2 separate regions of the Homo sapiens genome follow, and region 1 is linked to region 2. Evidence: chromatin loops called from intact Hi-C (ENCODE). Cell type or tissue: Calu3. All regions are shown on one strand. Links, peaks and the distances in the headings refer to the core of each region. The heading gives the core; the rest is flanking DNA. Region 1 has its middle 190 kb from the start of NABP1. Region 2 has its middle 27 kb from the start of MYO1B.

The links. Peaks named below come from ENCODE experiments on the same cell type or tissue, not always from the same donor. Only the 100,000 strongest peaks of a DNase experiment are listed, where the experiment ranks them.
Region 1: a loop joins it to region 2, with 2.3 times the contacts of the local background. A loop is called at or near these places in 4 of 110 quality-filtered maps.

Annotation. Positions count from the first base shown.
Region 1 is chr2:191,483,337-191,495,214 of GRCh38, forward strand. No RefSeq gene overlaps it. Among named protein-coding and RNA genes, the nearest start is that of NABP1, 190 kb to the right of the region's middle. In Calu3, for the core only: no CTCF peak of the experiment used is centred there; DNase peaks (open chromatin) are centred at 3,785 and 5,005.
Region 2 is chr2:191,212,579-191,224,456 of GRCh38, forward strand. No RefSeq gene overlaps it. Among named protein-coding and RNA genes, the nearest start is that of MYO1B, 27 kb to the right of the region's middle. RefSeq lists an enhancer at 8,207-8,376. In Calu3, for the core only: a CTCF peak has its summit at 5,937 (motif pointing right); DNase peaks (open chromatin) are centred at 5,923 and 7,103.

The DNA of each region.
Region 1 (11,878 bases), core at 1,853-9,852, 270 kb after region 2:
GCTAAGAGTCTACATATGCACTAAAAGGACAGGGAGGAGCTTTCAGGAATTTGCGCCTGATGTAAATGAAACACTAGTCCTAACTGGTTTTTTGCACCTTATGTAAATGAAATATCTTGCCCTACAATCCTGTTTATAAAAGCCCTTGTATTTGACTGTAGAACAGTAATCCTCGTTTTGGTCCCCTCTTCGCTGCGGAGAGTTTTCTCCTTTTGCCTTGTTAAACTTTAGCTCCAACCTCACCCTTGCGTCCTCACTCCTTAATTTTCTTGGTCATGAGACAAAGAACTCTGGGTCCTACTTCAAACAACAAAACTGAAACATTGTGGGGCATTGGCAGAGCTACTACAAAATGTCATAGAATCTCTATGTTCTTGAAATTAAATTTTAGTAGGTTTTCCTAAATATTTCTTCATTTGCTATAGCTTATAGGACAACTTCCAGAGATTTTAAATGTTGTCGTTTTTAAATAGTTTCCTCCAATTTTGCTTGTTTCTTTGGGGAGTGAGTCTATGGCACTCCTCATGCTGCCATACTGAAGTCATGGGCCACATTCACATTGTAGGCATAGTAGATTTGTATGTTGATAATTGTAAATGCTTTATGGTAGATGGCCTTGAGATGGCTTATTCTAACAAACACTGTATGTTCCAATAATTTTCCATCAAATGGAAGTCAAGTATCTTGAGGAAAGCTGTGTCTTTTTCTAATTTGCACAAAACCTCCCTTGGGTCAAGTCTTGGCCCTGGTGGTGAAGGTTAGGGGGATGGGAATGTAACACTGGTTAGAGGTGGCGGTAGGCATGGCCATAAGTCAGTGGTAGGGCTGCTATGTTTGGTTGTGCAGTTGTGAAACTATAGGGTCATCATAGATTTATATTTATTATTACAATTATGCTGAATGTCTCCTGTTTACTCCTCCTGATCCACTTCTACACTTCTCTACCCTTCTTTGTTTCTCAAGAACTTGCCCTGTATGAACTGTCTCCATGGGCTATCTTGCTCTCTGACTTCTGGTTGGATTCAGAGAAGATGAGAGGGCAAAAGAAATTTGAGGTGGGAGTATTTCTCCCCCTAATTCTCTCTTTGCTGGGTCACCATGGTTTGGCCACATGCCTCTACTTAATGTCATAGTTCTCGTCAAACAGCCCTTTTCTTACAGTTACCTTTCTCTGGATTGTGGTGACTGTGCCCTGCCCTTGAATCTTCATGCCTAGTGGGTGATAATGGTTTCCAACTGTTACAAGTCCTGAGGTACTATACCCCCATTATTTCTTTCTCTAAATCCTGCCCATAGCTTTGTAAGTAGTTCTTTTATTAAACTGTCCTTAAATTACCCAACTTAACATCATCTGTTTCCTGATGAGACCCTGGCTGATAGCAACAACTCTGCTGCAGATGGCAGTCAAATATCTTGAGGACAAGATGCCTTTTTCTGCCTTGCACTTGAACTAGCCATCCTGGGAGTGGTGGAGGGAGGTTGTAGAATAGTGGTGGTGATGGTTGGGGATGGTAGAGCTAATAAAATGGTTTTGAATGCCAGAATAAGACTAAGATGTACAATAGGCAAGACAGAGTGATGCACATGTGGACAACACTCTTTGAGAAAGATTACTCTGGCAGCTTTGTGAAAAACAGACTGGGTTAAGGATGGCTTACGAAAAAAAGGCCAACTGGGAAACTGCTGCTGTATCCTTAGAACAAAGAGTAAGGGCCTAAACTAGCAAAGGAGCCCTGGGAGAGAAAGGAAGTATTGGAAAGACTCAGTACAAGGAAGAAGCATAACTTCCTGGCAGCTTATTTTGGGAATAGCAGGAAAGGCAAAGAACAAGAATAACACATTATGATAGTACATGTTGCCAAACTAGAGAGTGGAGGAAGATGATAGAAATACTAGTAATGAGGATAATTAATTGCAGCTTATATTTATCAAATGTTTCCTGAATTATGACATCAGAGTTCTAAGAGCTTCACAAATATTAACTCACTTAATCTTCCCTTTGATTTTGTGACGTAGATCTCAACATTTTACCAATGAGGAAACAGGCACAAAAAGCTCCAGTTACTTACCTAGAGTCACCTGTGATGTAAGTTAGTGAGTAATTGAGCTGAGGTTCACTCCCCAGAGCCTGAACCCTTCTGCTTCTCAAGATATAAAAGATATGGCTCAAGGGCCAGGGAACAGTTGTCCCCAGATCAACTTTCCAAATTTATCTTTACCCCAGGTGCCCACCACTATGATCATAATTAACTTCTTGCTATTTCCACACTTACTACATCCTTTTCCTTCTCTTACTGAAATAGCCTCAGCTTGCTTGCCCACCTCATAGTAATAATAATAGCCAGCATTTATTGAGCATTAATTATGGGCTGTCACAGTTTTATGTGCTTGATGTGTATGCACTAATTAATCTTCATGACAACATTATAAGATGGGTATTACTAGTAGTAATAGTAGTATTCTCATCCATTAGAAGGCAAGCTATAGGGAAAAGGAATATTTATCTGTTTTATTCACCATAATGCTGTGTGGTATATTGTAATGGTCAGCAAAGATTTTTCAAATGAATGAACTTTACAGATGTGGAAACTGAGGCACAGTTGGCCTAAAATGACACAATTAATAAAGAGTAGGGCCCTGCTTGGGCCAGACTCTGGCTTCATAGCCTGTGTAGTATCACTAACTCATACCAACTCAGCCCTTAACACCAGCACAAATGTCACCTCTCCTGGGAAATTGGAAGGAAAATGGATACTCTGAGAAAACCTTCCCACTCCTCTCCATTTCCCTTGGGATGTCTTGGATGAAGACATCTTTAATATCTTGCTGTGTCTTTAAATCCCATACAGCACCCTTGTGGTTTTCCTCACTTCTCTTTGGCCCTCACTCTCATTCTTTTTGGTGCTTCGATCCTCTCAGGCACTAATTTTGGATTCCCAGGATCATGCTCCCACCCTCAGCCTTGCCCTTTATCTCCCTTGGCCAAATTTTAGTAATAACGCTGTCCATGCAGCCACTTCCCTCCATTCCCCGGGGCCCATTGTGCTTGCTCTGCAGAAGATACCACTTGGGTTTCCATTTCTATCCAATCCCCAAAGCTCTTTTTATAGTCTGCAAATTGTGTTGCTTCTTCTCGGGCTTTGAAATTAGGGAGTGTAGGCTGACCTGGTTCTAGTACTTTGAAAGTAGGGCTGGCACCACCTCCTTGATTTATCATGTGGTAGCAACAGGGAGGGGACCATCAGTGAATACTTATTAGACATCTAGTAGTACAGCAAGGAGCTAAGGTGAGCATACCTGTGGGGGTGAAGGACTGCCCTTAGAGGTTTGCTGATATTGCAAAGCCTTGTTGCTTTGAACCCATACCTTAACATTTAGCAAAGGGAAAATGCCAAAAGGACAAGTAGCCTCAGCAGACTTCCCAGATAAAAGTAGATTGTATCAATGACTGTATTCTGTTCAGCACTGCATTCACTAGACTTAATGGACCATGAGGAGCTCTGGATCCAACAACTGATAATAATAGCTAAAATCAAAAATCTAGATGTTTCCAGTTGGAGAATTAGGAATTCATTTCTAGAGCCATGAGCTTATGAGGAAATACTATGTGATATTTCATAAATCACATATACTATTTTCTCTTTGGGAAGAAACCAGTTCCTAGGAAGCTAGGTATGGAAGGCAAATTGCCTTTCAAGGTCTCGTGTCAATTCCTGGCTTTAATGGGCTTGTGACTCATAACCACAGAGACTTCAGTCTAGGCCCACGCAGCAGCTTGGAGCTGGGAATGGAGGTTATTACTGCAGATGACTAAACAGCATCCAGCTGAGGTAGCAGAATCTGGTGCTGCTAATGAGAAAAGATGACTACTGCCTTTTCTTTTCCACATACCAGAGGTTTTCTCTGGTGGAGTTTCATTTTCTGCATGAAATGGCAGACTCGCCTCCCCAGACATAAAGTTGCCACAGATGTAGAATTATATAATGTTCAAACTAGAAAGTTCCCTAGAAATCATCTCCTCCATCTTCTCAACTTGTATATAGGGAAACTGAGGCAGAGAGACCAGGTAACACTTGATTTTACATAATTTCCTAATTAAGGCCTGGATTGTGTTTCTGAATCCAGCGTTTTTGCCATGGAAGCTACAAGAGTGTCTCCATGGGCCTTCTGGTAGTCTGAAGTAGCGTAATTGGAGAGGACAGAATATTATTTTGTGATTGACACTGTATTGACACTCCTTTTGAGGTTTGCCACATTCTGATAACCATAGCTACTGGGAAAGACAATGTCTTCATGCCATTTTGGATAAAAATAGGTGGTCAAAGACCAGTGAGCTGAGGAGCCTGTGGAGCTGTATAGAGCTTAGGCTTGACTGGTCATGTTGGTCAGAGGGGCTTCACACATATTTCATGTTTTCAGTCTGCCAAGTACTCTGTGTGGCAGATTGTGCTGTCAAAGTATCTAAGCTGGGGACTGTTTTCCAAAGTCCTTTTTCTTGCAGGAGTCAGGTTAGAGATGGCCAGAATGGAATTTGCATGAGATTTGAAAGGCAAAAGAGAGGCAGTGGCTGTTCCTTTCTGAAAATCTTTTCAGGGTCATATGTGGTGACAGACAGACAAAACTTGTCCAAACTCCCCTCTGTGTCCAGTTCTTCCAGACTGCTGGCCCTGCTGAACAATAGCAGCTCCAAGCCCACTAGATATTGGGCTGTACCACTAGATATTGTAGGCCAGTATCTAGTGGCAGGCTGGGAGCTGCTGATACAATGATTTGTAACCTCACCATGAATCCCTGCTTCACTGTCCTACTTTAGTCACGAATGTAACTAACTCCTCTTTGTGACTGGTTCATGACTCCCTCATTCTCCAACTCATCCTTACACACCTGTACTTGCTCAGCTCCTCTCACACGTGTGAAAAGTCTAATTCCTTTAAGAAGTCCTTTATCCTGCAGCACCTTAAGTGACCCTGCTCACCTAAGTGACCCCTGATGATTCATGCTGGATCTCCAGGAATGGCGAGCCCGGGGCAGTCCAATTCACTTGCCTCTCCCTGCATTTGGCAATTCACACGAAACCGATGTGGCAAAGGAGGAACCAGGAAGTGTTCTGTCTATGTGCAGGCAATATGTGTTGTCAGCACTTCCCTGGAAGATTCCTCAGTTGAACAAAGAATGTTTCCGACTCTGACAGCAAAGGGCAGTCAAGGGGGCTGGGGAAAACCTGAGAGCGGTGTATTCTAGCGGGCCTGCCCACCAGGACAATGCTTCCGTCATCCCAAAGCCTTTCCTAAGCCTTTGCAATGCCCCTCCACCTGAAGTCCTCTTCCACTCCTCATCTCCCACAAAAGAACTGAGCTGTACCATAAGATTTTTGGTACCTTTCTGTCTAATTGATCTGCATAGCTGAAGACTGGCTTCCTTAATATATTTTACAGTTCCTATTTCCAGTCCCTTCTGGGACCAGATAAGTTGTGAAAATCAATCTTGAAAGGACTATGATTAACTGAACTTTTTTAACCCCTATAAAATATATGATTTGTAGCTTCTCACATTATTATTTCCCACCCCGCCCCCCACCCCCACATCATTTAAAAACATGAACTGACAGTGGTAAAAAGTTAGAATATCATTTGAACGAACTTTCCAATGCCCAAGGCAAAAAAGCCCCCAGATTCGAGCTGAACTCTAAATGGTTGAGGAAGGATACAACTACATCTGACAGCTGGAACATCACTTTTTTTTTTTTTTAAATAAAAATTTCCCTCTTTTCTTCTTTTTGGGCAATGCAAATTTTCCTTTTAAATTGTGCATTGATTTTTATGTTTTTGAATAGCGAAGTCAGCAGTTCCCAAGAACCCTGATATGATATGCAGGCTGTTAAACAGATGTTACAGCAAGAAAAAATCTCTGGTCAAATAAAGTGTGGGAAATACTGGCTTTGTTCAAAAAAAGAGTTACAGAGTGGCGCCTTGTCTCAGGAGCTTTGCTAGGCACTGAACAAAATACAGCTAGTCCCAGTCCACATGAGGCTCACAGTCTACTAGAACACAGCTAAGCAAGCTTCCTTACTGCAAGATTCCTGAGAGTATCTAATATACTGATGTGAATTGTGAATACCAAGGGGAAACGCTGTGCCACATTTTCCAAACTGATTTATTTGCCAAGCTTCTTCTCTCTCTTTTCAAGCTTACAAGTAGGACAAGTTATTCTTAGGGTATCTGTTTATGAAAAGCTGACCTAAATCAAATAAAATCCTGAACCTAACTAATTTATAAGAAAGCATTTCTAAAGAGCAGCGTTAGAACTCTTGTCTGAGTTGAATCTTACATCATTTTAAAAAATGCAATAAAAGACGCCATTCATTTTACATAAAATGAGCTAAGAGCAGTGACATATTTGTTAGAAATCTATGCAATTAGCAATCTATGCAAAGACGGATTTTTATCTTCTTGTAACTAAGTGGGACAAATGCTTAATGTATCTGCTGTAGTGTTGACAATTCACAAAGCTGTAAAATAATGAGATAATTCTTGAATTAGGGCTGTGTTTATGCTTTTCTACATTCTAGCATGAAAGGTTGATTAATTACAACTTGATAGTATGCAGTACAGGAAAACATCTGAGTTTCTGGATTGTTTTTTGGGAATGATAATCCAAGTGTTTGCCTATGTCTATTCAAGGATTATCATCTCTGGTAGCTTTGAAAAAAAGGGGAGCTTGTCCCATTTCTACCCCAGGGTCAGTCCAAACCTGCCCACTTCTCTGGTGTCCCCTGCCTTTGCCTCTAACTCATACCCCCACTCACCTGAGTCCTGGGACCCCCGTAGATTCTGGTATCTTTCCTTAATAGCATGCAGCTATTATTACCATCCTCAGCAGAGTGGCAATACAGGAAACGCTGCCATGTTCAATTTCATTCAGATCCTTAGGCCAGGCATGATGGCTCAGGCCTGTAATCCCAGCACTTTGGGAGACGGAGGTGGGCAGATCACCTGAGGTCAGGAGTTGAAGACCAGCCTAACCAACATGGCAAAACCCCATCTCTACTAAAAATACAAAAACTTAGCCAGGCTTGGTGGTGGGCTCCTGTGGTCCCAGGTACTCAGGAGGCTGAGGCAGGAGAATTGCTTGAACCCAGGAGGCAGAGGTTGCAGTGAGCTGAGATCACACTATTGCACTCCCGCCTGGGCGACAAAGCGAGACTCTGTCTCAAAAAAAAAAAAAATCAGCCAGGTGTGGTGGCTCATGCCTGTAATCTCAGCACTTTGGGAGGCCAAGACAGGTGGATCGTGAGGTCAAGAGATCGAGACAATCCTGCCTAACATGGTGAAACCCCATCTCTACTAAAAATACAAAAAAATTAGCCAGGCGTGGTGGCGGGCGCCTGTAGTCCCAGCTACTTGGGAGGCTGAGGCAGGAGAATGGCGTGAAACCGGGAGATGGAGCTTGCAGTGAGCCTAGGTCGCACCACTGCATTCCAGCCTGGGTGACAGAGTGAGACTCCGTCTCAAAAAAAAAAAAAAAAAGAAAAAATTCATTCAGATCCTGTCAAATCTTGGATTTCCCACTATGCTCTCTGGGGTAAAAGACACTTTTTTTATTTTTTAATTTTTCTTAAGGATTAGGGTAACCAAGGATGGAAATGAAATTTAGTTATTACTCTCTTAAAATTTCTTAGTCATTTCTTCATGGAGAACATCTAATCTCCTCAAAGTCCTGGATTACCTGTGTCGTCATTGTCCTCTTCCTCCTCTTCTTTTTCTTCCTCTCTCTCTCTCTCTTCCTCTCTCTCTCTGTCCCTCTGCCACTCTTTCTTTTTAAAGTCAGGCATATTGGAGGATAATTTATATATGGTTAAAATTCACTTTTTAGTGTACAGCAGCTTTATGAATTTTGACAAAAGCTCCATTTGTATAACCATCACTGCAATCAAGACATAGAATATTTGTTACCGCTCCTGCTGCCCCCCTCAAATTCCCTTGTGCTCCTTTCTAGCAGCACTTATCTTATCCCCAGCCCTTACCTACCCCGATCTGTTTTCCATCCCTAATATTTGCCTTTTTGAGAATTTAATAAAAACATTATTTTTAACCCATAAAAAAGGAGTTAACAAGGAATCATGTATTACGTAGTTTTATTTCCTAAGCATAATGAATTTGAGACTCCTGTCATGTTGCACACATTGGTGATTTGTTCATTCTTATTGCTGAACAGTATTTTATTGTAGGACTATATCACAGTTGTTTTTTAAAAATCCATGTGCCAGTTGAAAGACATTTGAGCTGTTTTTTATTTTTGGTATTTATGAATAAAACCACTATAAACATATGTATACTAATTTTCATGTGAATGTAAGTCTTCATTTCTCTTGGATAAATAACTAGGAATGAAATTGCTGAAATATGAGGTAAGTGTATGTTTAACTTTATAAGAAACTGACAAATGATTTTTAAAGTGGTGGTACCACATTGCATTCCCACCAATCATGTATGAAATTTTCAGTTAATCCACATCCTCATCGGTATTTGACATTGCCCAGTTTTTGAAAAGCAATTCTGAAGAATATGTAGTGGGGGCTGGCCATGGTGTCTCACACTATAATCCCAGCATTTTGGGAGGCTGAGGCAGGAGGATTTCTTGAGGCCAGGAGTTTGAGACCAGCCTGGGAAACATAACAAGAACCTCTCTCTCTCTCTCTCTATATATATATATATATGTTATATATATATCATACACACATATATATGTATATACACACATACACACATATAAAACAAGAATACATAGTGATATCTCATTGAGGTTTTCATTTGCCTTTAAGTTGCCCTACCCTACTGACTAATAGTGTTGCAAATCTTTTCATGTGCTTATATGCCACCCATGTATCTTTGGTGAAGTGTTTGTTCAAATCTTTCACCCATTTTTAAAATAAATTGGGTGCTTTGTTTTCTTATTATTGAGTTTTGAAGATTCTTTGTAAATTCTAGGTATAAACATTTCATCGGACATGTATTTTAATTTTATAGCTATTTTTCCCATTCTGTGCCTTGTCTATTCATTTCCTTAATTGTGTCTTTCAAAGAGTAGAAGTTTTACATTTTGATTAGTTCTAATTAATCAATATTTTCTTTTATGGATTGTGCTTTTAGTGTGATATCTGAAGACGTTTTGCCTAACTCAAGGTCACAAAAATTTTCTTCTATAAATTTTATAGTTTTTGTTTTAACATTTAATTTAAATCTATTTTTGTGTGTGATGTGAGGTATGTGCCAATTCATACATTCCTGTATGAATGTCAGATTGTCCCACCACAATTTATTGAAAATATGATTCTTTCCCTATGAAATTACTATGGTCAATTACAATCAATTGACCATGTATATGTGGCTGTGTTTCTGGACTCTCTCTTCTGTTCTAGTGGTCTCTCCTTTTACTAATATAACATAGTTTAGATTAGTGTTGTTTCATAGGAAGTCTTAAAAATCAAGTAATGTAAGACCTTACAACTTTGTCCTTTTTCAAAATTGTGTTGGCTATTCTACCTTCTTGGCTTTTCTGTATACATTTTAGTATCAGCTTGTCTGTTTCTATAAAATATCCTGTTGTGATTTTGATTTTAGTTGAATCATTAGATTAATTTGTGGATAATTAGTAACAACGTTGAGTCTTTGAATCTCTGAGCACAGCATCTCTCTTCATTTACTTAAGTCTTCTTTGGTTACTTTCATCAATGCTTTTTAGTTTCCAGTATGCAAATATTCCATATATTTTATTAGATTTATGGCTAAGTATTTAATGTTTTTAATACTACTATGCATGGTACATTTAAAAAATTCAACTTCTAATTGTTTACTATTATTATATAGAAATAAATCTGATTTTTCTGTATTGACTTTGTATCCTAAAACTTTGTTACACTCATTCATTATTTTTTTCCAACTTCCATCCATGCTTGAATCCTTGAATTAGCATTCTGTTAGATCTATTCATTGATGGCCAGTTTTTTGTTTTGGTGACAGTGTCTGAATTTCTTTTCATAGTTATTTTAAATTTCCTGTCTGATAGTATGTGCCTGGTTTTGTTAATTATTTTATCTCATGGTTTGTTTTCTCTTGTAACTTTTTTTTTTAAATTTGGGATATGACATATAGAATGGGAAAGACTGAGTTAAATGGAATTTATGCCTAAAAATGAGCATGCCTCTTCAACTGGTAGGTCATTCACATGGGGAATTGAATCAATCTAAGAGTTTGAGCTGGGTTGGGTTTTATTGTTGCTGTGGTTACCTTAGGGTACCACCAACTTTAAATTCCTTTAGTATTATCTTGTGCTTAGGGTAGAGACTGAGTGGCTGGAGATAAAATGGGAGAGTTCGCCAATCCCCTCGTAGGATGTGTGATAGGGATGTGGCTCATCTGTTTGGCCACCATGCACTCAAACCCCTTATGGGAGGGGAGCATACAGACAGGCAGGTGCAGAAGCTGGGGTGAGTGCTTTTGGAGCTCCGGCCCCACAGTAGCATCTAGGAGTGGGTGCTTGTGGTTCCCAAAGCCCCAGTGGGTGTGTTACAATGCTCTTTTAGCTCTGCTATCTGCAGACAGCCTAAGTGTTAACTGGCTCAGTGCCTTCTTGGTACCCAGGTTCTTGTCCGGCGTACAGGATGAATCAGGTCACACAGGCAAATTGAAGGATGGTAAATGTGAGGGATTTTATTGCTGGATGGAGGTGGCTCACCACAGGATGGATGGGGAGCTGGAAAGGAGATGGAATGGGAAGATGATCTTCCGCTGGAGTTCAGTTGTCTTGCAGCTGATCTCCTCTCTGATCATCCCCATCTGAACTCCTCTCAACATTCAGGTGCTCCTTCTCTTCTCTTTTCTTCTCTTCTCTGCTGTGCTGCTCTTCCACTCTTCTGCGCTGCTCTTCCACTCTTCTGCTCATGGAACCTGGGGTTTAGGGTTTATATGGGTACAAGATAGGGGGACGTGGTTGGGTGTGAAAGCAGGAATGCCTGTTCCCATTTAGGGCCACAGGTTTCCAGGCTTGAGTGTGGGGCCTTTGCCAGGGAACCACCCTCTTCTACCCATTATTTCCCTGTCTCCTGTCTATGTTAGAGAGATTTTCTCAATGCTCTTTTTCTACCTTCAGCTTATATCTTCTTCATATATCTACACCTCAGAGTGGATCTCTCTTCATATCCTGTCTTTGCCACATCAGCAAATGGCTATGCTTACTACTCAATGCTTGTTAGCCTGATGGTGGAGGGGATCAGGGACTGGTCCTATATTGCCTTCATCCAACCTCAGTCTTAGGTAAAACCTGTTTTACTGGATCTTGGGAGTCAAAATTTTTTTCATGCTCCTGCCTCTTTACCACTGGCAGCCAAACTGCCTTGCATTTTTTAAAGGAATTATGAGGGGGAAAATTTCCTGCCACTTCCCCAGTGATAGAAGTCCTCTAACGGCCTGGGATCCGAATGCTATATTGAGGGTGTCTCTTCCCTTCTGCCACCCCAGTGGGTTTCATCTGCATCTTGGGATTGACCGGGCTACTCCTACTCACCTAGCAGCTTAAGGCTTTCTTTCCACAGAGGCGATGGCTCCAGACAGGGTTTGTGGATTTTCCCACTATGGCCGCCACTCCTCTCCTCTAGACATCCACCACAAAATGAGGTTTGCTAAGTCTCCCACCCTGCCCCCAACCTTTCTCTGAGTGCCTGGTGTGAGGTGGAGGTTTGTGGAGAGGAGACTGTGTGGGGCTACAGTCTTACCCTGTGTCCTTGGAATTCCTGGAGATCGTCAGAATTGGCATTTAGCAGGTTATTAAACACTTTAGCTTACCTGTGTGGATGGCAACCAGTTCCATTTCCTTGCTGTGT
Region 2 (11,878 bases), core at 1,978-9,977:
CAAGTTCAGTACCAGTTACTATGACACTTTTGCCAGAAGCAGAAATTTCATTACATTATTAAAAATAACTATCCAACTAAAAGCAAATAATAAATAAGAGTTTCCATACATTAACCAAAGAAGAGTTTGTCATGAAGCATGAATTATCATTAATCCAATCCCACACCCCTGAAGTCCTTTTCAAAATAAGTTTTTTAAAAAGCAATTTCACATTTGTGTTTCCTAGTATTGCACACAATGCTGAAAGCCCACATCTTTAGCAATATATAATTTTTGCTACAACACACAATTGTGGGGCTGGTATACAACCTTTATTTTTCTCTGTCATGGCCTAATTCCCCTAAGTATTATAAAGAGGTATTATATAGAATAAGAGTATTTGTTATTTGGGACAGACTCAACGATTTCTGGACTAACTCTTCCAGAAGGATAAGGGTGTACTATGAACTAAGTTTTCAGAATTTACTCCATGCTCACACTATTCTTTCTCCCTTGCACATCTCATGTCATTCTACTTCTGTTAAAGTTCCATCCCTTCTTCAATATTCAGATAATATGTCACCTCCTTTATCTATCCTTTTCTTGTCAATATATTTAAATCAAGACTTAGCTTTTTCTCCTGTGTTTCCAAATCTCTTTGTTTGTGCTTCACATGGGATATTTATCACATTCTAATTTGTTTTGTAATTATTTATGTACATGTCAAGTTTTCTCCCCAGTAGGTTGTGAGTTTATGAAAGGCAAGGACTAAATCTTAATTTTTAGGCTGTTCCAGCACTTGTACTGTGCCTGTCAACAGTGCTCAGTAAGTCATTATTGAATAAATGATGGAGGAAAATAAAAGGGCCTACAAGACAATCTTCCCTTAATCCACTGCTTTTTCCTAATCCATTGAGTCTAGTAATGCAGGCATCACTGTTCTCTGAATGTGTGCTTCAAAGGTCAATGCTCCTGATGTGGCTGAAGCTCATGCCAACTTCTCTTACTCTGCATTGCTGTGGAGAGTGACTATTCACTGCATTGGTGGTAAGCCTTCATATTTTTTTCTCCCTTTCTTCTGTTATATTTCTCTGCTAGTCCCCTACCCCATTTCCAGTATCCCTCAATCACTAAGGGTCTGAAAGTTTCTATAAGCTAAGGTTATAGATGGCAGTTTCCAGTAGTTTCTGTATGCATACCTACCCATGGAGAGTGGGAGTGTGTGCGTTTCAATGATATTTTTTCAGTCCCTCTTTGGTGCAGCTTCTAGCATTGAGCATGCTGGGCTCAGTGGCATTTTGTTTCTTTAATCTTTCTTCTCTTTAATGTGCTTGTTTACTTGTCTTTGACCACACTCTGATTATTCTTTGGAAGGCTAAGTGAGCTGAGGGTCATGAGTGCAACTCAAGCAGAGGAGGGCTTATTAATGCACTTTAGGCTATTAATTGAAATCAGTTCCTCAGCTGTTTATGGAGAAACACCTTCCCAATATCATGTTCTGTCCTACATACTGGACATGCCAAGTTGAGTAAGCATCGGTTTTAAGGAATTTATTGTTTAAATGGAGAGATTGATAAGCAAACAGAAAGTGAACATATGGTGCCAGAGTACAATAACAAAGGGTGGGTAACAAAGAGGATGCCCTGGAAATGTAAAGCGGAAATAACTCTGCCTGAGGGAAGTAAGTATGGCGTGTCAGTATCTTGGAGAAGGTTATGTCTAAGCTGGGTCTTCTAGTATTAGTAGGAGTCCATTCAACAGAGAAGTATAGATAGTTCAGTAAGAAGATATAGAATGTGCAAAGGCACAGAGGCATGAAAGATTATGATTTGTGTGGTATGTTTGGGAGGATGGCAGTGAGAGGAAATTGTTGGGAAAGTGAACCTGAACCAGACTTTGCACTTTTTATGGTCTAAGAAATATGCATTTGTTCCCATAAGCCAACCTTTCCTAATTTTTGGTCATATAATTTCCACTTTCACATATTTGTACAATATCTGTACCAATGTTTACTTAACACTTTAAAAAATCAACTTTAACTCACTTCACTTAAAATAGTTTATCAGGCAATATTGGATTATTTTTAAAAGGATGGATATCACATATATGAATCAGAATAGTAGAACGAATACTTGCAAACTCATTATTCAGTATAAGAAGTAGAACGTTATTATCCAACTTAAGAATGAAAACATTTCATTGCTTTATTTGTATGATTCTTCCCTGTGTCATCTCCTTGTCTCCCCTAAAAGGTTAGTACAATCCTATACTTTGTATTCATTGTTCCCTTGCTTTTTGAAGAATTGTCTTATTTCATATGAATATATCCACTAACAGCATATTGTTTAGCTTAGTTTGGTTTTGAATTTTAGATTTTGATTTGTGGCAGCCTTGTGGAAAAAAAGATGGGTACAGGAGCAAGCCTGGAGGAAGGGACACCTTGCAGATGATTGTCAGAATTAGAATCTAGAAAAGACTATGTTTTGAAGCATTTAGATTAAGGAGGGGAGAGCGATTAAGCAGGGAAAGTGAAGAATGGCTATGATCTATTTCAAAGGCAGAATTGCTGAAATCAAGGAATTATTTTAAAGTAATATATTTTATTTAGTAAGAGCTCCTTTAGAAACTGCCCTTTATAATGTTTCTTATGGCAGAAATATGAAAGTGTTTGTTTAGTTTATTGACACAAATAGTTTGTATTTTGACCTTTGTTGTGCTAGTGGTTCCCTGTGTTTTCCAGGGAACAAAGAAAAGCAACTCATAGGTCTTCATCCTAGAAGATCTGCACGGTGACTTTTAAAGACTAGTAGGTAAAAGCCATCTTGTGTACTTTTGAAGAGTATTCAAGGTGTGGTATTTTATGATCCAACTAGGCAGCTGAACCAATATGCAGATCTTGGTTTTTTAACTATAAAACAAGTCTTTCTCCCTAGGCCATGTCTTGAATTTGTTTTTTAAGCTCACCACACCCAGCTTTTCCCCATATTTAGTTTTAAACAAAAATCTCACCATATTTCTGTAATTAATCTGTACAATATTGCTACTGTTTTCAGAGTAACTTTGGAAAGCCCCAACACTTTGGGCAATATCTGCAAAATGCAGTTAATTTAATGCTATCTACATTAAGGGAGATTTTAAACTTTAAAACAAGAGACTGAATTAGCCAGTTTTATTGAGACTAGAGCAATTAACTTGTAATTTATGGTTGGCTCAAAAAGGTCACTCACTAGAAGTGGGTGTCTGGGTACTCCCCAAGTCCTCAAGCTGACCTGGATTGGGCAATTTGAGCAAAGCAGAATGGTTTGGAAGAAGCATTCTCCAGCCAAGAGGACACTCATGTTATTGCCAATTAGACTTGGAAACTGGTTCAACTTGCTGGGTCAAAAACAGCTAGACAGCAGGAGTTTAAAAAATACAAAATGATCACTTGTGAAAATGCAGGTGGAATACAATAAATGTCAGGTTAATTTAAGCCATCTTTGGAGAGTCAATACTCTTCTCACTTCCCAAAATCATTATTTAATTGAGCAATTTCTTTAGTTCAAACCAGACTGGTTGTTGAACAAACTGTCTTACAGACTAGGAAACCCAGTCGCTAGGAGATAAAATGTCTAGGATAAATTAGCATCATTCAGCAGTAGTGGGATTCAAACAGGCCCCAGTGGTTCTGCATATCATCACTTGGCTGTAGGCCTCTTAGACTATTTAATTCCATTAAACTAACATTTATTTAGTGCCTATTATGTAAAAGTTCTGTACTCAGCACCCTGATAATGCCACAATGCTTTCCTAAGGGACTGGGCAATTTGGGGAAATGTCAAACAGTTTATAACAGGGTCCTCTATCTATTCATCTCCCCCAAAGCTGAACTGATTGGAAAAAGGAGGGAGGGTGTGGGTCACTGTGATCAGAGAACTTGATGGTTGTGACTCCGTTGTCCCATTCTCCCCCGTGGAAATTTTCAAAAACTTGGGGTGGGGAGCCTAGTGAAGAAAGGGATTTGGTGGTTTGAAGGATTTTAAAAAATGAGATCTTAGCATCTATTATTTGATCCTAGATCTATGACCTAATCCTAACAAGACATAATGCATTCGGGATTTAGTGGCCACTTTTATGGGTTGGCACATATTTCTTCTGCATCCCTATTCACCCAGCCATTAATTTTATTTTAATATATACTTGTACTCTGGCATTTTCTCCTCTGAATATTTTATTTGTATTTTAAAATTTTTTAACCTCCCGATGATTGATGGGGAGGAGGGGAAGGACAAGACACGAAGCAGACAGATAAGCTGACAAAAATGACAAAAAAACCATTTTAATGTTTAAATCAGAACAGAAAGCTGTTTATGAGTTGTGATCTATTGTTTGGTACTGAAAAGTAACAGAGGCATAATTAAATCTTTTACCCAATGCTTTATCCAGAGAGATCTTTTCAGAAATTTGGGCAGTATTTATCTTATAAAAGCAACCCTGTTTTTTTTTTTTTATGGAAGTCATTTATATGACTTCTATGATTTATATGACTGGTCATTTATATGATTGTTTAGCTTAGTTTGGTTTTGAATTTTATTATAACCATGATATCTGGACCTAAGGTCCCAAATTGAACCTCTCAATATCCATGGCATTGCAAGCATGACTATGCATGCAGTGGGGAAAATAATATAATGTATTTGCATAGGTTTTTTTTTCCTTTTTAAAGCCCTTTCACATCTACTAGTACATGAAATTGTGCCACTTACTAAAATTCATTGTTAATTTCATTTTTCTAATGAATATTTGGCCACCATCCTGTAGACCAGGTTATAGATGCTTCACCTATTACCTGAGGGTTTTGTTTGTGTATTTGTTGAGCTAACTTTTTAACTAAAAATTTTAAGGTCAAAAAGTACATTTGGTGGTCTTTTTATTGGGAGCCCAGACTGTGAGAAACTCTTCTAGAGTCCTCTCTTAAAATCCAGATACTCTTTTGAAGGATTATGTAACTAAGTAATAGCTTAAAAGGTAATAGTTAATATCTTGGCATGTATTAGTTGGCAGTTGTTGAAAAGGAGAGGAATTTTAGGTGGTAAAGTAAATTACCTGGAAAGGGAGGATGCCTCTGGAGGAGGGGGAGCATTAACCACGACTACTAGGAACAAACTCCACCTCTCCAACTACAACTGTGACCTCATCTCTCACTAACCTTCCCCATAAAACTGCTTAGTCACCTCTGGTGGCAAATAAAATCTGTCTCTAGACTCTAAGTTATTTGGGGGGATGAACCCTTGTCCCTCACCATTGCTTTCCAGCCTGTCTTAGCATACAGTAGAGAATCAGGAAATATATGTAGAATAAATGAAAACTTTAATCCATAATTTGATGCCTAGTTGTAATATTTAAGCTTCTCTCTTGTGCTATCTTTGTTTTCAAAAGGAATAATGCTGGAGCATCCCAGAAATCGAAATGTTTATCTTTGTCTTAACCTCTAGAAAGGAATCCCATTTTTCTGTGGGATAATAAAAATAATAGACAACACTTACTGAATGCTTATTGTGTCCTGGGCACTGTCCCATCATTTTATACAGTCCCTCACTACCAGCCCATTTTACAAATAAAGAAAACATGGCAGATAATTTAAGTCTACTTGCTTATAAGTTTCCTCTCTTAGTGTTAAAAAAGACAAAGGTGCTGAATGGCGATGACAAAAAAAGTCCCTTCTATTTGTTTTTAATTAAACTTCATTGTAGACTCAACAAAAATTAAATGCAAACAGAAAGAGAAAAAAAGAGGAATTCATCCCTCAGAAGCCCATCACAGTGCCTAAGTTTATCAATGCATAACAGTCTATTTAGTTCATTCCTACGTGGATGTTTATGTTGGAGCTACATTCACAGTTAAATACGTCGTATTGTGGAGGAGTTAAGATAGCGCAAAACTATGTCCACCAGGTGGCACTCATCCCTCTAGATGAGGGGCAGAAGTTGAGGGGGAAACACTTCTGATTGTGTTGTCAGCACCCTTGGCAAAAAGATTCAAGTACTGACCTTTAGTTTCCTGGGCCTACAGCTTTTTATCCAGGGTGAGTTGAGGAGCTGTCAGACACCCACAAGTGCATCCTGCCTATTTTGCTATAAAGGAGAGGAAGTTCTCAGCTGCATAGCAGTACGGTGTAGTTGATGGATGTAGGGTTCTGTTTCAAATCCAAATTCAAATACAGGTTTCTTCAAATCCTAGGCCTACCAGTCACTAGTTGTATGACTTGGGCAAGTTACTTAACCTTTCTGTGCTCCAAGATCCTCATGTGTGAAATGGGGACAATCACTATACCTACTTCATTTTCAATTGCCTGGTTTAACAGTCCTCTCTGCTCACAGAGGGCCCAGATAAATGTTCTATGAAATGGAATTAATTATGTGACCCTTTAGTAGCTGGGCATTAAAATGCAATTAAAATTTTACTTGGCTCAGAATATATGATCAAAGAGATGAACTTGAGTTTCAGGCTTTTTTGTTGTTATTGTTTTTTTATTTTCTAGAGATGGGGGTCTCACTCTGTTACCTGGGCTAGACTGCAGTGGCACAATCATAGCTCACTGTAGCCTTGAACTCCTGGGCTCAAGTGATCCTCCCACCTCAGCCTCCCAAGTAGCCAGAACTATAAGCATGAACCACCACACATGGCTAATTTTTATTTTTTGTAGAGATGGGGTCTTGCTATGTTGCCCAGGCTGGTCTTGAACTCCTGGCCTCAAGTGATCTTCCCACCTCAGCCTCCCAAATTGCTGGGATTATAGGCATGAACCACTGCACCCTACCAAGTTTCAGTTTTAAATGGTAAAGTAAAGCTATGACTATTTACTAGATGTAGATTACTCATAAGAGCAAGAAATATTGATTTAGCCTCTCCAGTGAGCCAGTTTAGTCACTTCTCTAGGTGCTTTTGCTGCAAAGATGAGCAAGACAGGTCCTATCCCCACTCCCATTAAGCATATAATGTAGCAGGGAAGATAAATAAATAATGACATAAAAGTAAACAATTACAAATGTACAAAGGAATGTAAAGTAGATGGACCTAACCTAGTATGGGGGGTTAGGGAAGGCTTCCAAGAGGAAGTGGTTGTAGAGAATCAGGTAATGAAGCAAAAAGAAAGTGGGTAAGCATTCCAGGCAAAAGAACTGGCATTTGCACAGGTCTTAAAGTGGAAAAAAGCCTGCTAAAATCAAATACCTGAGAAAAGTCCAGTGTACCTGAAGGGGAGAAAAAGTGGGACAGAGAGGCTGGCAGATGGAGAGGTTACTTACTGGGCAGGAGGAAGTATTAAAGGGTTTTAAATGGAAAAGTGACATCAGATGCTGTTACTCTAAGAACTGCACTTTTCAAGAGGTCATTATGCAACTTGGGAGGCTGCGGTGGGAGTATAGCTTGAGGCCAGGAGTTCAAGACCAGCCTGGGCAACATGATGAGAACCTATCTCCACAATTTTTTTTTAAATTAGCTGGGTGTGGTGCCACATGCCTGTAGTCCCAGCTATTTGGGGTGGGGGGCTGAAGTGAGAGGATCGTTTGAGCCCAGATGTTTGAGGCTGCAATGAGTTATCGTCATGCCACTGCATTTCAGCCTGGGTGACAGAATGAGACCCTGTCTCTAAAAACATTAAAAGAAAAGATCATTATGACTGAAATGAGGAGATAAAGAGGCTAGTTTGGTGAGGTAAGACTGTATTGAGAGCGTCCAAGGCAAAACCTTTTGTATTATTTCAGCCTGATTATGATGGTAGCCTGAACCAGTGTGGCAGGAAGTAAATGGCTTTGAGAGACTCTTAAGGCATGTGGACTTGACAAGATTTGTTGATTAGATGTGTGGAAGGGAGGAATCTAGGTATCTGACTTAAACAAGAGTGTTGATGGTATTACCATTTCCCAAGACCCAGAGAACATTGGAGAAATAGCAGTTTTGGAAATTTAAGTTAATGTGCTCATTTCAGGATAGGATGAGTTTGAAGCCAAAGACATATTCAAGAGAAACTGTTAAGAAAGTACTTCTATGTATGGAGCTCGAAAGGAGACTGGGGTTGTTTCAGTAGATTTAGGAGTTGTCACCATAGCTATAAATTGAAGCATGATGAGACCTTCTAGGGAGAAAGTGAAGAGTGAGAAAAGAAGATGTCCTGGGTCACAACTCTAGGGAACCTCACCATTTTCTACATTAGTAGAGATGAGGGATCAATACTCAGTAATGAAAACAGAAAGAATAGTCAGAGGTGCAAGAGCAAAATCAGAAGGCTCAGTGCCCTCCCCCAAAAATAATAAAGAAAGAGGAAGTGGTCAATGGTATTGAAAGCTCCTGAAAAGTCAAAGATGATGAGAACTAAAACATATTCTTGGTCTTGGGGACAAGGAGGCCATTGGTGACCTTAGCAAGATCAGTTTCTACGGAACACTAAAGGCAGAAGCCAGATTGCAATGAGTTGAAAGGCTAAATGTAACGTGAGAAAATGATGATGATAAATGCTGAATATAGTTGGATTCATTCACTGACACATTTTTATTGTGTGTCTGCTCTGTGCCAGATGCTCTGCTACATACTGGATTTGATATGGTTAGGCTTTGTGTCCCCACCCAAATCTCATCTTAAATTGCAATCCCCAGGTGTTGAGGGAGAGACCTGGAGGGAGGTGATTGGATTGTGGGAGTGGTTTCCCCCATGCTGTTCTCGTGATAGTGAGGGAGTTCTCATGAGACCTGATGGTTTTATAAATGGCAATTTCCCCTGGGCTTTTCACTCCTCTCTCTCCTGCTGCCTTGTGAAGAAGGTGCCTGCTTCCCCTTCCGCCATGACTGTAGGTTTCCTGAGGCTTCCCCAGCCAGGTGGAACTGTGAGTCAATTAAACTTCTTTCCTTTATGAATTACCCAGTCTCGGGTAGTATCTTTTTAGCAATGTGAAAATGGATAATACAGAGTTCTTCTGGGTGGATGTCATAGAAACAATACTGGGACAAGGTAATTTCGGATATTAATGAGAGTGGTTTAAGTGATGGCCACAGGATCTTAGCTAGATAGAGAGAAAAGTGAAGGGATCAGGGACTGACGAGTATTAGACAATAGAGTGAGGAAGCTACTGGAGGTGTCAATAAACTTAAAGAACCAGAACTCCTGGAGTAATTGCTACAACCATGGAATAGGAGGTTGTGTCCAGAGACTAAGATTTCTGAGTTCTTGATGTGAAATGTTGATGTGGCTCTAAGAATGGGTGGCTGAAATGAAGGAGAAATGATGACGCGGCAACCAGTTATCTCTTAAAATGCAAGTCTGGATATGTCATGCTTACATATAAAACTTTCCAGTTGCTCTGTGGAAAAAGATTTTTTAAATCCTTAACATGGTCTATAACGCCTGCTCATTCCTTCTGGCCTCGCCTCATGATGCTTCTTTCCAGTCACTGGTCTTTTCAAGGGCTGTTTTCTTGGCCTAAAATACTAACGCCCTCACCTAGCACAAAAGCTTTATCAAGTTAACCCCTACTCAACCTTCAGTCTTTAGGTATCAGCTTAATGTCACTGCCTCAAAAAGAGCCTCCTTTTCCCTCAGAGTGGCTCCATGAACTTTTCCTTCACAGCAATCATTATAAGTTATTTGTGTTTGCGTGATTTTTAAAAAAATATTTTTGTGTTTCTCCCACAAATGTATAAGCCCCAGAAGAGTAGCAGTTATGTAGGTTTTGCTATTTGTTATTTTCCAACAACTAGCACTGTACCTAGCACATAGTAGGTGCCTAATAAATAATTGTTAAATGAATGGACAAATAAAGGGGTTAAGCAATTTGCCCAAAGTCATTAATTGAACCTACTAAAAGTAACATTAATATTTATATTAATATTTATAAAATATATTCATTAAACTTTATGCTTCTGTGACATTTTTCATGTATGTCATAATGGGTGAAGGACACGAACAGATACAACAGGTAGTGAAGAAGACAAAAATTTAAAGAGATGGTGATAGAAAACAGGAAGGAACACATCTTGGAGGTTTGGAGGTTTGCTACGCCCTGAAGTCTCCCCTGGGGTTTCTGCCACGGAATGAGTGTTGTGCCAGAGCCAGATGGCCTCTTCCACAATTACAAGAGGCCTTATTCTATTCCGGTCTCTCCTTCTGCCTGACCATTGTGGAAACTCTAACCACATGCAAGCCTGTACACAAGCAGTGAGTGCAGAGCAACCCCTGCACTTTCTGAGTATTGGCTGCCAGACTAAGTGAAGAGAAGGTCAGTTTCTCAGCAGGCCCGAGCCTGTCTCAAGTCTAGACCTGCCCATCTCTTCTGTGAGTATATTGAACATTCATTGGTATCAAGATGGCTTAACCTACTAGCTGAGGATTTTGTGTGTATTTTCTTGTAACCCTATGGCCTTTCTTCCATTTTGCAGCTAGACGATGGGCCATCCACTGGCTCAGAGAAAAAAAAGAAGTGTTTCTCTGACTTGAGTTCAAATATATAAAGCCTACAGGGAACAAGGCATTCTCAGGAGAAGTTAGTAGATTTGAGAGGATACGCAATGACGCAGGAACAAGATTTCCCACTGCAAAGGATCATTTGATGGGTCAAGAGTAGTAAGTGTCCCTGACTATCAGAGGGGAAATAAAAACCATGAGCTGCTGGTTTGTTTTGGCTGGGAGACAACAGTAATCTCAGGAGGGAAGTAGAGATTGCTGCCCCTAGTTGCACAGAGAGCTTGAAGAGGCTTCAAGATGTCAGAATAGAAATGGCTATGGGGTGTGGCTATGGAGTTTGTCTAGATGCATGGGCCTGAGGCTGCCTCACAGAGTGCCCCCAGCCCAACTTGATGTGCATCTAGGGAATGATTCCTGTATGCTCATGAAGAACACAGAATTGCTGAAGGCCCTTGGATAGCCCCTCAAACCCCACCCCAGGCCCAGTGACATGCTGGGGCCTCAGGAAGAACTTTGTCAGCAAGGACAGTCACTGGACCAGAAGGAGCCCTTTGGATGGGTGCAAGGCCCATCCAAGCAGCAGTCTGAGTAGTTCAATCCCTGCAGGCCAATGGGACAACAGATCTCAGTAGATGCCAACTTGGATACCTGTCTATTTTTCCTAGCATTTGATCCCCTCAAACTTAGGCCTGACACCATGGAAAAAGAGAGAGGGAGGTCTTTAAATTGCCTAGGATTACATTTCTGCCACTCAGATGAATCTAAACCTGATATGAATTGTAGACATTCACTATTTTCTGTATTAAAGAAATGCACCTTTTTAAAATTAGAAATGGACTCATATTTCTTGCCCACTTGAGTCTGTGGACAGAGATTAACATTCTACACACATATTGCTAGTTATTTTTTCCTGCATTCATGTCTGGTCTCCAGAGCTAGACTGCAAGATATTCAAGGCTCCAGAGTAGCCCTCTTTTCTTTCTACTAAGCACTTTGTACATAACAAGACACATTTTGAGAGAAATCCTATGGAATAGGATGTGAATAATTGTTTTGTTTATACATTATTAACTAGAACATCAGTTCAAGGGTTTCTCAGCTCTGATTTCATTTATAAGTTGTACAGTTTTCCCCAAGTATTCATTTTTCACATTAAGAAATAAATATTGTCAAGCACCACCACAGGCAAGGTCTTACTTCTACCTCTTCCTGGGGATGTAGTCCTTGTCCTCAGGGAACTTGTTATTGGAGATGTAGACAAGTTGTAGCTGATTGCATTGAACATGCATTGAGTTTAGGACAACACCTAGGAGGTTTTGTTGCCTGTTTTGAAATACATGGATAATCTGATTGCAAAAGTGATAAATGTTTAATTGAGAACACTTGCAAAATATAGAAGTAAACAATTGTACCCATAAACTCAGAACCTGTAAAATTAGAAATAATCAATGTTAACATTTTGGTG